Regions from separate parts of the Homo sapiens genome. Here region 1 is linked to region 2. Evidence: chromatin contacts called from ENCODE Hi-C or POLR2A ChIA-PET data. All regions are on one chromosome and are shown on one strand. Each heading gives the region's core, a stretch centred on a gene start or an enhancer-like site at or near the end of the contact. The rest is flanking DNA. Distances are from core to core; before and after follow the strand shown. Region 1 overlaps TTLL11 (tubulin tyrosine ligase like 11). Region 2 overlaps DAB2IP (DAB2 interacting protein).

Region 1 (5,887 bases), core at 192-2,691, 220 kb before region 2:
TTGCTTTAACCCAAAGGGTGAGTTATAATTGTTGCCTTTGCCACCTTTAATGCCCATGCGTGCCCCTTCACCTGCAAAGCATTAGGTGTTGACTTTCTAAAAGTAAGTGCTAACTTAGCATGTGTAAGGTGGTTTTGAAATGTGCATGTCTTTGGTTGTTAATGAGGGTGGCCGTGTTTCCATATAACTGTTTGTATTTACTATTTATGTTTCATTTTATAGTACTGGGAAATTATCTGTTTATATCCCTTGTCCACTTAACCTTTGGGATTTTGAGGTTTGATATACACATGTGCATGCACACACACACACACACACACACACACTGAATAGATATTGACCCTTTGCGCTAAAATAAAAGCTTTTTGGACATGACTAGGTTACGGGGCCTGCTTGGGGCTCTAACATACTCTCTCATTATCATGGTGACAGCAGGGGCTGCTATAGGATTTCCAGAATTGGAGTCATTTCTTCCAAGTGAGAAAAAAATCCATTTTACCCTTTGTGAGTCTCACACTTGTGGTTAGCAAATGCGATCTTTCTACTAATTCTAGGGGCACTAGAGTGTCACTGGGTGTTTTATGTCTCCTCTGGCCCAAGGTCAGCTTGCTCTCAAGGTAGTTATCAGTCTAATGTAGCAATTCACAAACTTGAGCATTCCCGGACCCCAAGAATTCCTTCAGAGACTCTAATGAGAAATGCAACATTAAAAATTCAACATTGACACCTGAGGTGATGACTTGGCACCAGGGCCACAGATGATAAGTATAGATGCACACACAGAAAGGGAAATCATGGGACAACAACATACTTATATTAAATCTTTTAAAAAGAGTATCAATAAAATGTAAACAGACAAGGGCGACATTCTTATGGTCTAAAGAAGTTTCCTAGGGATTATCAGTATATGGTTCTGGGTAGAGATAGAGTTGTCCCTCCTTGGCTGGTTCAACCTAACGGGTTTGTCCTGAAATTTCCCCTGGACTGAGGAGTTGAAGTTGAGGAACAACAGCAGCAGCAGCAGCAGCTGGCAGTTAGAAAGTGCTGACCAGTCGCCAGGTTGTGTGCTAAGCTCCTTGAAGATGTTATCTCATGATCCTTGAAGCACAGATGAAAAGTTTTCAGTCTGTGACTGTGTCAGGCTTCCCGGGTTCCTCCGTGGGCTCAGAGAAGGGTTCTTCAGGGCAGACCATCAGCCTCTTTTTTTCATTTCCCAGCTCTTCTTCCTTCTACCTGAGGAGGCGGCTGTGAACATCTAAAGCTTAGGATTACTTCCCTCTATCTAGCCCAAGGCTTCCTTGCAGGCCTCTCTACCCTTCTCCACCATCTGCTTTGCTTCCATTCTCTATTTTCAATCCCCTGCTCCCTCTTTGTCTAACTATCCCCAATTGGAGTGACTCATAACTTGTGATTACTAAAGCTGAAATCCTCAAGGTGCTGAGAAAGTACACAGAAATAAATCAGCAGGTGCCAGAATTTCTCCTAAGGGGGACTCAGCACTGGGGAGGGATTACTGAGGTTTAATTTACACAACAGCTGTGCTTCTGAAAGGGTGTGTAAATCAGTCCAGGCATAATTGAAAGGCACTAGGAAAAAAAATTGTTACTTAGAGGAATCCTGTGGCGAGTTTTTTTTATAAAACAAATCTCATGATTCTCGGGAGTTGGGCTCTGCTGTCCCCTCTTCCTTGAAGCTCTGTTCACCCCCCTGCCTCCACTGGGTTAATTGCTCCTTAATCTAAGCACCTTCAGGACATTACTTGTATCTCTGCCTACTGGCCTTGTGATATGAATACTTCTTGGCACAAAACAGGCATGAAACTCATGTTTGTCGAGTCAAGGAAAGAAGGAACTGGCTAGTAAAACCAGTGAATTAGACTCAATTCCCTGAAGGACAGATGTGTGATCTGACGGACGTCTTTTGCATACCACCAGTGAGGGTTTTCCACTGGTGTCTTCCTCTTTGATTGGTCAGTAAATATTTGAATGAATGAATGACTAAAAAATTCACCTCTCTTAATTCATCCTTGGATAAATCCATCTGTTAACAAAGATTAAGTTTATGAGTTAACTTTAAGATTGTTAGAAACTTGTTGGCAGAAGTCAAAATAACTCAAAAGCATGAGGATGTATTATTCCAGGTTGTTGTGCATTAGCTAGACGCTCTCTCTTCTTACCTTCCCCAGGCAAAGCGGTCCTAGGCCCTCTGTAGTGGGTAAGGATGCTCCTCCCTCTTTGAGAACAATTCCTTCCCTGCAAGGGAGGCTGCTCGTCTTCATGGTCTTCACAAGACTGAAATGATCATGGCCATATTTGGTGGTATAAACTCAGGGGATAGAGTCTTATCCAATTGTCCTTGTGTTAGAGCAGACATAGAACAGTTTCCAGAGGTGAATCTTGGCCTTGCCCACAGATCCTACCTTGGCCCACTCCTGTAGAGATGAGGTGGCCATCTCTTCAGGTACGAAGCTTATTAGGTACCTCACTTTAGAAAAGGATGTCAACCTTACCTTTGGTTTGATTATCTGTCAAAGAAAATAGACTAGGTCTAAATGTGCAAGATGGGCTATTTGCTTCCCGATGATTTGCTGCCTAGTGACGTCCTTCATCGTTTACCAGAGAGATATGGAGCTCATCTGGTTTAGATCATTGGATCAAGCCAAACCATCAGAGAGCTTTGCTCCTTGATACCATTGTTCCAGCTGCCTTTCCTGGCTCTGCTTTTGTGCTACCCTGCAATGGGAGACATTACCAGAAACATTGAATTTATAAAAAAAAATTTTTTTTAAACAGAGTCTCACCTTGTCACCAGGCTGGAGTGCAGTCGTGCAATCTTGGCTCACTGCAGCCTCGACCTCCCAGCCTCAGGTGATTCTCCCACCTTAGCCTCCTGAGTAGCTGGGACTATAGGCATGCGCCACCACACCTGGCAAATGTTTTGTATTTTTTTTGGAGATGGTGTTTTGCCATGTTGCCCAGGCTGGTCTTGAATACCTGAGCTCAAGCAATCTGCCCACCTCAGTCTCCCAAAGTGCTTGAGTGCTAGGATTACAGGCATGAGCCACCACACTCAGCCTAAAAAACATTGATTTTAAATTTACTATAATGCATGCAAAGAACTTCAAACCGTGCTTGGCACAAAGTTAAACAGTATTAAAGTGTTAGCTATTATTGTTAACATTGTCATCACTGTTAGTGTTAATATTAGGATATTTCCTTTTTTTTTTTTTTTTTTTTTTTAGAGATGAGGGTCTCACTATGTTGCCCAGGCTGGTTTTGAACTCCTGGCCTCAAGTGATCCTTCCCTCTCAGACTCCCAAGATGCTGGGATTACAAGCATGAGCTGCTGTACCTGGCTTAGGATATTCTTGTGGACCTCATGCTCTGTATTACTCACTGTCTCCCCACAGGGGAAATTTCTCTTGGGCCCCACTTGCAGGACAAGCTGGACTTCTGAGCAACTGTCTTCCATATTACAACATCTGTGGACAAAGCGAATCTTTGAACTGTTCTCTTTCCTTCTTTCCTTTGGCTACCAGGAAGCCTGCAGCCATATTTGTGCCCTCACTCTCAGGACCTCCGCAACAACTGTGCAGGCCCTTGAAGCGTTATGCCTCTTTGTGTTTGTCTTTAACCTTCTGTTTTTATTCTACCCTTGCTCTTCCTTTCCTCCTATTTCCATGTTCATTTTAAGGCATTTTATCTATGTCTACCTATCTGTGTAAGCCACTTCACATCCTTTTTTTAAACAGCATGTATGTGTTTCTTTTTAAAATCCATATTCTCAAGTATTTGAAAGGGATAAACCTCCTGAAGTTATATTGCCATCTTTAAAGTTATTTAATAATGATTTTATTGAAATATACAAAAATGGACTTTCTGAAATGTATAATTAATTAAATGAGCCCCCATTATCCCCATCATTTAGCCTAGCTTCTGATCTTGTAAAATATGTCAGGTGGACATTTACCTTTTTGTTGACACTTTCTATTCATAGTGCATAATTCATAAGAGCACTGCTCAGTGTGTTGTCATAGAATGAACATACTGGGGTAACCCAATCAAGGACAAGAAATAGAACATTACCAGGACCCCAGAAGCCTTGCACATACCCTCTCCACTAGCCCCACGGGTAACCATCATACTGGTTTCTAACCTCATCTGTTACTTGGCGTGTTTTTGAACTTTACATATTAATGCTGCCATACTGTATGTACTGTTTTGTATCTGGCTTCCCTCACTCAACACTTGTTAGTGACATTCATCTGTGTTGTTGGGTTTAGCAGAAGTTCATTCATTTTCATTGTTGTGTGGAATTACATCTTGTGAATATTCCCACAGTTTATTTCTACATTCTGTGATTGATGACATGGGTTATTTCCAGTGTTTGGTTATTATTTCATGTTCTTTGTGGTAGCAAGATGGGTCAGAGAAGAAATGAAGTGAAATGGATGAATGAATGCATTTTTAAATTTATCTCTAATGATGCCTCCCCACTCCTAAGTGCCTTGGCCCTGCAGTCCCTGGAGCCAGATCCCTCCCCAATCTGAACTCCTTGGACAGCCCCTACCTTGTCCTTAATGCCATCTGCCCTAGACCCAGCTTAGGTGACACCATTTAAATAAGCATTACACATCTCCTATGGGAATGGCATCATTTTGGAGTCTGGGGGTACATCAGGCATGACAACAGATGGCAGTTGCTACCCTCTTGGGACACATGTTCCAGTGGCATCGAAATCTCCCCACCTTCACTCTGACATTTCCCATCACTCTGTGACTTCTGGTTTCTCTGGTCAATGCTCTACCCTGTAGCAGCCTCTCCGTTAGGCCTCACAGAGTCTCACTCTGCACATTCATGGCCCAGCCCTCTGCCAAAGATGTGGAGAGTCTCCCCAACCCATCCACAGACTGATTCCTCTCCAGTAACCTGCTCCATGAATTCCAGCAGCTCAGCAAATCTGATACACCCCACACCCTGGTCCGTGGTCTGTAAAGTGACCACAGGCTGAAGGCTGGGTAAACCGAGGCCCACCTCATGTTTCCCTTTTTGCAAGGCTCACAGGGCTGCACTGCCAGTTGTCCAGTGCTTAAAAACACTGGCCTCAAAAAAAAAAAATGCCTACTTTTTATAGTTATTTAGGGCAAGAGTATAAGTTTGCTGTCACTCTCTCATGGCCTAAAGTGGAATCACATGCTTTTATTTTCAATGACCCCATTTTATTTCATTATATGGGCTTAACTTAATTCTAGTGGATTTTTAAGTGCAATTTATTTCCTATGGAGCAATGTAAGAATTTAAATGTAAGATTTAGAGATTATACTCACAATTTATGCTTGCGCCACTGGGTGCTGTCAGTTGCTTTTCTCTTTCTTTCTTTCTTTCTTCTTTCCTTCCTTCCTTTCTTCACTTCCTTTCTTCCTTTCTTTCCTTCCCTTCCTTCCCTCCCTTCCCTCCCTTCCCTCCCCTTCCCTCCCTCCCTTCCTTCTTTCCCTCTCTTCTTTTCCTTCCTTTCTTTCTTTCTTTCTTTCTTTTTCTTTTTCTTCCTTCCTTCCTTCCTTCCTTTCTTTCTCTCTCTCCTTCTTTTCTTTTCTTTCCTTTTCTTTTCTTTCTTTCAACAGTGTCTTGCTCTGTCACCCAGGCAGGCTAAAGTGCAGTGGTGCAATCATAGCTCACTACAACCTTGAACTCTGGGGCTCAAGTGATCCTCAGGCCTCAGCCTTCTAAGTAATTAGGAATACAGGTATGCACTGCCTGGCTAATTTTTTTCATTTTTTTTTTTTATAGAGATAAGATCTTGCTATATTGCCTAGGCGGTCTCGAACTTCTGGCCTCAAGCAATCCTCTTACCTCGGCCTCTCAAAAGCACTGGGATTATAGGCATGAGC
Region 2 (5,679 bases), core at 1,660-4,159:
GCAGAATTGATTCCTGCCTACCCAGGTCCAGGTGAGGGTCCCTGGAAGCTGCCATCCCCAACATCCAAGTACTGTATCTCCTTCCCTAGTCCCTTATCACTTGGAATTCCACCATTAGTAACTTTCAGGTGTGGGAACGCCAGCCAGCACACACATACTCTGGAAGGGGGAATCGATCCCTAACTCCACACATAGCAGCCTTGCCTACCTGCCCCAGAGCTGCCTGCATTTATGAGCTAAGCTCCGCACCAGGATGACTGGGAAGAGCTTGATGGGGGTACAGACACTTTAGAGTAACTACTGTGGTAAGTTTAGACAGGTAGCATGCCAAAGGAAGCATATTCCCAGCAGGTGTGGAGGGCTAGAGTCACCCAGAAACAGCATCAGGAGAGAGAAGGAATGAGGAAAGCATAATATTGCCAACTGACCCTCCTAGCTCCTCAGTAACATTAATAAATAAATGAATGACTTGGAAATTATCCTCTGGGCTGACAGAACCACATCCTCTATATCACTTTTACCAACATTAAAACAGCCCTGTAAATGAAGCAGCAGCATTTCCAGTGTGCAAAATGAAAATGCTTTTGCCGGCACACCTTTCACCTGGAAAGCGCTCCAAGCAGCATGTGTTTGTTACCCAGGAGAAATGATCACCTGTCCTTGGTGCTTACTGCCAAAGCTTCTGAAGAAGAAATGAGTGTCTGAGGGACCCAGAGACTGTGGAGACCAGCTGGCAACCTCCCCTGAGGCCGTTTCAGAAGAATAAGTCCGAAGGCTCAAGCCTGTCCTACAGCCCCCAGCCCCCAGAGCCCAGCTGTGCCAACCAAGCACTGCCTGGCCTGACCCCAGCCTCACAACCAGATAGCAACCCTCAATCCCAACCAGCCAGGTTCGGCATCCCCACCCCTGAAACCGACTCCTTTTCCAGGGAGCCAAAAAAATCCCAGCACAGAACCAACTGGTTTCCAACCTCCAGATGAGAGAATTCCAGCGCAAAAAAACCACCTCCCCAACACAGCAGCTTGCGGAGCACGCAGACAGCATTCAACAAAGCCTCTTCAGCAGCCATATAAACCAGATAGATTCATCCAAAGTCAGAACTCAAGTGGCCGCCCCAGAGTGCCCTGTGCCGCTCATCTACACGGGAAGGCCATGGGGACCAGGACTCCCGCTCGACACCCTAGAAGCCCCCACCGTCCTTCCCACTCGTGTCCCACCCACTCACTGAGGCTAGCGTCTTGGCACTTACCCTCTCCCCAGCCAGAGGCATGGCAGCCAGTGGGGGTCCCATGGAGCCAGGACACAACCCTTCCTTGCTGCTAAACCAAGCCAAAGACAGCCCATCCTGCCCTCCCAGCCTTCAACATCACAACCACACCACATCAGAGCAGGGAGAGGCACTGCTCCACTCATCCAGGTTTGGCCATGAGCTGGGGGGCGGGCGGGGTCACCATAGTTGTTTTTACTCACTGAACTCCAAATAGGATGACTCCAGGGACAGCCCCAGAGAAATTTCTGCCCATCCATCCCAGCAGCAGCCGACGAATCTGTTCCTAAGCAAAGCAGCAAATCAGGAGACCCCAGTCCTGGGAAAGCCTATTTCAGCTCCAAGGCTGGGTAGAGAGATTTCAAACCCAGTCTTTCTGCCTGTCCATGGGAAATCTAGGCTCCCTTCCTGTGCCAGAGAGGCCACCAAGCCATATTTTGTTTATAGAAAATTAATAAGACAATTCCACACCGCTGCCAGTGACATTCTGCTCCAACCGCTACCGTTTCCTACTGTTTCCAGAAACAGGCTTGTAGTTTCACTCCCAACCCCCACTCTGCGCCCCTTCAGCATGTGGCAAGGCTGACCTGAGGCCAAGTGGGGCAGGACCCGCACGAGGTCGTCTTGGCCATGCCCCGACCTCTGGCTAGGGTGGCCAGCCAGCACTTGCCGGCTTCTAGGTACAGGCTTCCCGCTGTAAGGAGGTAAACATGACATGCATGCCGCCTGCTCCCGGGAGAGCAGACACACTCAGAAGCCGGACTGCCTGTTGTCTCTCCTGCTCCCCGGACAACCACCACATGCACACAAAACGGGGTACGTACACAAGCCCCCGCATGCGGGTGCAGAGGGTCCTGACCCCCGCCAAGGAAAGCGCGGAGAAGGGCATGTTCCTGGGGAAGACAGCCGAAGGCAGGGGCCCGGTGGAGGGAGGAAGGCAGCAAACCGGGTGGCCTGCCGCCCAGACAATAACAAAGATGGGAAGCGAGATTTTCAAAGACGCAGTGACTGCACCCAGCGCTGAGCTCTGGCCTGGCTGCATCTTCCTGCCAGGGCACGCCTGGTCCCCTGGGGCACCAGGGCCATCAGAGAAAGGCTGAGGGTCCCGCCTCAGGCTGGGCTTGGCAGCTGGGGCAGGAAACCAGCTGCAGGCAGTGGTGAGGATGCACTGGAGAGCGCGGCTCTGGGACGATGGAAATTAAACGTCTAGCCATTCTACTGGGAGGTGGAAGTGTTACTCTCCAGGAAGATGCTAGGGGTCAGTTAAACAGTCACTCAACCTTGGGCAGGAGTTGGGCTGTAACTTGTACTCCTCTGCCCGCTAGAACCAAGGGGGAGGGGAGAGACATTTTCATGCTACCTACGCCTCCCCTACAGGGAGTGCCAACACGGACACAGCCCTACGAAGGCAGATGCCAGTGGTCTGAGACGTTCGGGCTGAATGCTGAAAAGGCTCCTCGGTGCCTGCCCGTACTTTCACCTCCACAGGCTGGGCAGGGACATGTTCTAACTGGCACTGGAATCCATCACCATGCCTGTGCCTAAGTGGAAAGGTGCCTGTGGCTGGCACCACTCGAGGAGGACCTGGGCCCTGAGAGGCTGTGTCCGCCCAGTGCCCCCTGGAGGACAGGATGGCTTGCCCTTGCGAGCTGAAGCCTGCTCCCTGGCCAGCGTCTCCCGGCAGGTTGAACCACCTCCTCCTCCCTCTCCCCTTCTGCCCCACCAGCCACCTCCCCGCGGAATTTCCACACCTGCTCCCGGCTGGCCCAGGAGAAGGAAACAGAAAGCAGGAGACACCCCTGAGAGTGGAGAGGTGAGGGAAGGAGAGAAGCAGCTGCCTAGGCTGGAGAGGAGATGGCCCTGGCTCCCCAGCCTCAGGCTGTGCCCCCAGCTCAGGGCCTGGGCACTGCCCGCTCTGCTAGCGCCAGCCCCCAGTGGAGCACGCGCCCTACTTAGAGCAGATGTGCCCCCTAAGTGGCCCAGCCCCCTGCTCCTCCCCTCCAGATGTTCACCCTTCCCCTCACCACGGGCAGCGCCCGGTCTCGGCCAAACCCGGCCGAAAATGCCTTTTGTATCTGATACCCAGGGGCTCCCAAGGCAGGGGGATGGGTCCTGGCGGCAGAGGCCCCACTTCCGTCCCCGGTTCGGGCACCGCACGGCCCGGGAAACAATGCCCACCTCGGACAGGCGAGGCAGGACTTCCCTGCGAGGGGACTTCGCGCCCGGCCTCGCCCGGGCCGCCGCGGGCACCCTCTGCTCTCCTCTCTTCTACTCACCTAACCCCGGAGGGAGGCACAGGGTCCTCCCCTCGGGCCCCCTAGTCCGGCCGAGGTGGCCCCATAAGTTCCCGGCGGGCGGCGTGGGGTCCCCCCACCGCCGTGTGGCTCGCCCCGGGCCGGGCTCGCGCTTTGTCCCCGCGTCCTCAGGGGCGCAGCCCGGGGCGGCGGCGCGGGGGACCGGGCGGCGGCGGCGGGCTCACCTCTCATTGTCCGCGGCGGCGGCGGCGGCGCTCCGGAACCCCGGCAGGATGTGGCGGAAGCTGTGGTTGCGGTCCAGCTTGGGCTGGCTCTTGGTGCGCTTGATGGAGCCCTTGAGGCGGCGGCTGAGGAAGCCCTGCGCACGGGGGGACAAGAGGGGGAAGGGGAGGCGGGGTTAGCGCGGCGGCGGCGGGCCGGGACCCGCGCGGGACCCGCACCCTTGCTGGGCGGCCGCGCGGCCGAGGGCGGGCCGGGCTCGGGCTCGGCCCCAGCAGCTCGCGGCCCGCGCCGCCCGCCCGCCGACCGAGCGCCGACGGCCCGGCCCGCGCAGCGCGGCCCAGCCCACCCCGCCCGCCACGTCGCCCCCGCCCCCTAAGCCGCTGTTGCCTTGGCGACGCCGAGCCGAGCCGCGCCGACCGCGGCCGAGGCTGCCCGAGCCCCCCGGGCGCCGGGGCGAGGGGGAGTACCGGGACGAGGGGGCGGGGCTGCGGAGGGGCGGAGACCCCCGGGGACCGCCAGGGCCGGCCGCCCCGCTCACCTCCCTGCCGCCTCCGAGCTTGTCCTCCCCGTGCGAGGTCACACCCCCCACACCCACCTGGAGGAATCCACGCCCCCCCACCCCGTCGGGGATTGACAAAGCGCCTTCCTCCGCTGCGAGGTCGCTGCTCTCCAGCCCTCGGTGGTACCGATGAGAGCGGGCGCGTGGTCGGCTGAGGCGCCGGCTGGCCTGCGCCTGGCAGTGCCCTGGCCACTTAGACCCCGATTCCGGGCGACTTTCCTTCCCAGAGCGGCAGTAGCTTGATGTCAGGGTGGGGCCCCTCCCCGGAACCGTTGTATGTACCCCAGCAAGGACAACCACCTTGCGGGACGGGATCCCTAGTGCTCAGCTCAGGGAGGGGCCCGAGGGGCTGAAGGGTTTGCTGAGTATCCCCATTAAAAGCTTCAAGATTTGGGGAACCTTATTCACGCCATTTATCCACCTAACAGGTTGCACTGACTGAAAACAGAGCTTAATCCCCCACCTCCCCCATCCCAAGAGCTCCTGGTCTAATGGCAGAGACAGAGGAGACAGGCGTTCAATACACACAGGTCAAACCAATCTTCCCTTTACAGGTGACGGGATAGATGTGGGGGCCCCAGGGGACACAGCCTGTGTCCTGCCGGGCTTGGAAACTACAGGCAGCTTGAGGGAGAGGAAAACTGGAGGAGGGGGAGTCCTCTAAAGAGGGGGGTGTTCTGGGGGCTCACCCACCCCAGTCTCAATTCCAGGTGGCAAGTGGGATATTAATTTAATTTGAGGTTAATGTACATAATCCAAATACCACATTCCATCCATCACAAAATAAAGGGTCAGTTTGGCAGCCCTCTCTGTGTTCAAGAGGAGCAGTGGATGTTTGGCACAGGCCCTGGGCTGTATCTGTCCATCTTCAACATGACAAGGTCAAACATGGGCTGTACAAGTCATCTCATGTCACCCGCACAGACAGAAAATGACAGAAAAACATTTGCTGCAAATGAAGAAGCTTGCTCAGACAGGTAAAGTGACTTACCCAAGGACACCCAGCTTCCGGGCCTGGCTAATTCAAGAGCTTTCAAGATTTCCCTTTTCCTATCTTTCTCCTTCTGCCTTTTCCTCCTTCCTCAGCCATTCATATCCACAGGAGACATACCCCTGTGGCCACCTGTTGGGATTCTGCGTGTCCTTCAAGGCCCAGCTGAAATGATACCTCACCAGAAGGCCATCCCAGGCAGTGGAGTCCAAATGCCTCTCACCTCTGCAGCCTGGAATTATCCATCAGGGTATTCTAATCAGCCGCCACAAATATCTCTTAGGTATTAGGGGCTGCAGGAGGGACCCTTCTCCAGAGGCATGACCCATAGACAAGGCAATGCTTAATGCAGAGGGACCCCAAACGGTGGCAGGTCAGGAGAGCA

Evidence for each region. Hi-C counts contacts between places; a loop is a spot of excess contacts on that map. ChIA-PET counts read pairs that join two places held with the same protein, here RNA polymerase II (POLR2A). Pooled maps may share reads with other maps.
Region 1: a map of heart right ventricle shows a loop between it and region 2 (1.9-fold over the local background). The contact joins two enhancer-like sites. A Hi-C loop is called at or near these places in 1 of 168 maps with a recorded cell type or tissue (heart right ventricle), 1 of 37 single-sample maps with no recorded cell type and 2 of 50 pooled maps. POLR2A ChIA-PET finds 5 or more read pairs at or near these places in 3 of 52 experiments (HEK293, OCI-LY7 and activated T-cell).

What each region holds. Positions count from the first base shown.
Region 1 is chr9:121,917,200-121,923,086 of GRCh38, reverse strand. The region is part of intron 6 of TTLL11 (tubulin tyrosine ligase like 11); the gene reads left to right. Among named protein-coding and RNA genes, the nearest start is that of TTLL11, 170 kb to the left of the region's middle. Within about 2 kb of position 1,441, at least 2 of the 41 ENCODE cell types and tissues checked have a DNase peak (open chromatin) inside an H3K27ac peak, as active enhancers do.
Region 2 is chr9:121,697,526-121,703,204 of GRCh38, reverse strand. It overlaps DAB2IP (DAB2 interacting protein), which reads right to left. Exons shown (of 16, transcript NM_001395010.1): 3 at 3,747-3,880. Among named protein-coding and RNA genes, the nearest start is that of DAB2IP, 49 kb to the right of the region's middle. RefSeq lists a silencer at 3,659-3,738. Within about 2 kb of position 2,909, at least 29 of the 41 ENCODE cell types and tissues checked have a DNase peak (open chromatin) inside an H3K27ac peak, as active enhancers do.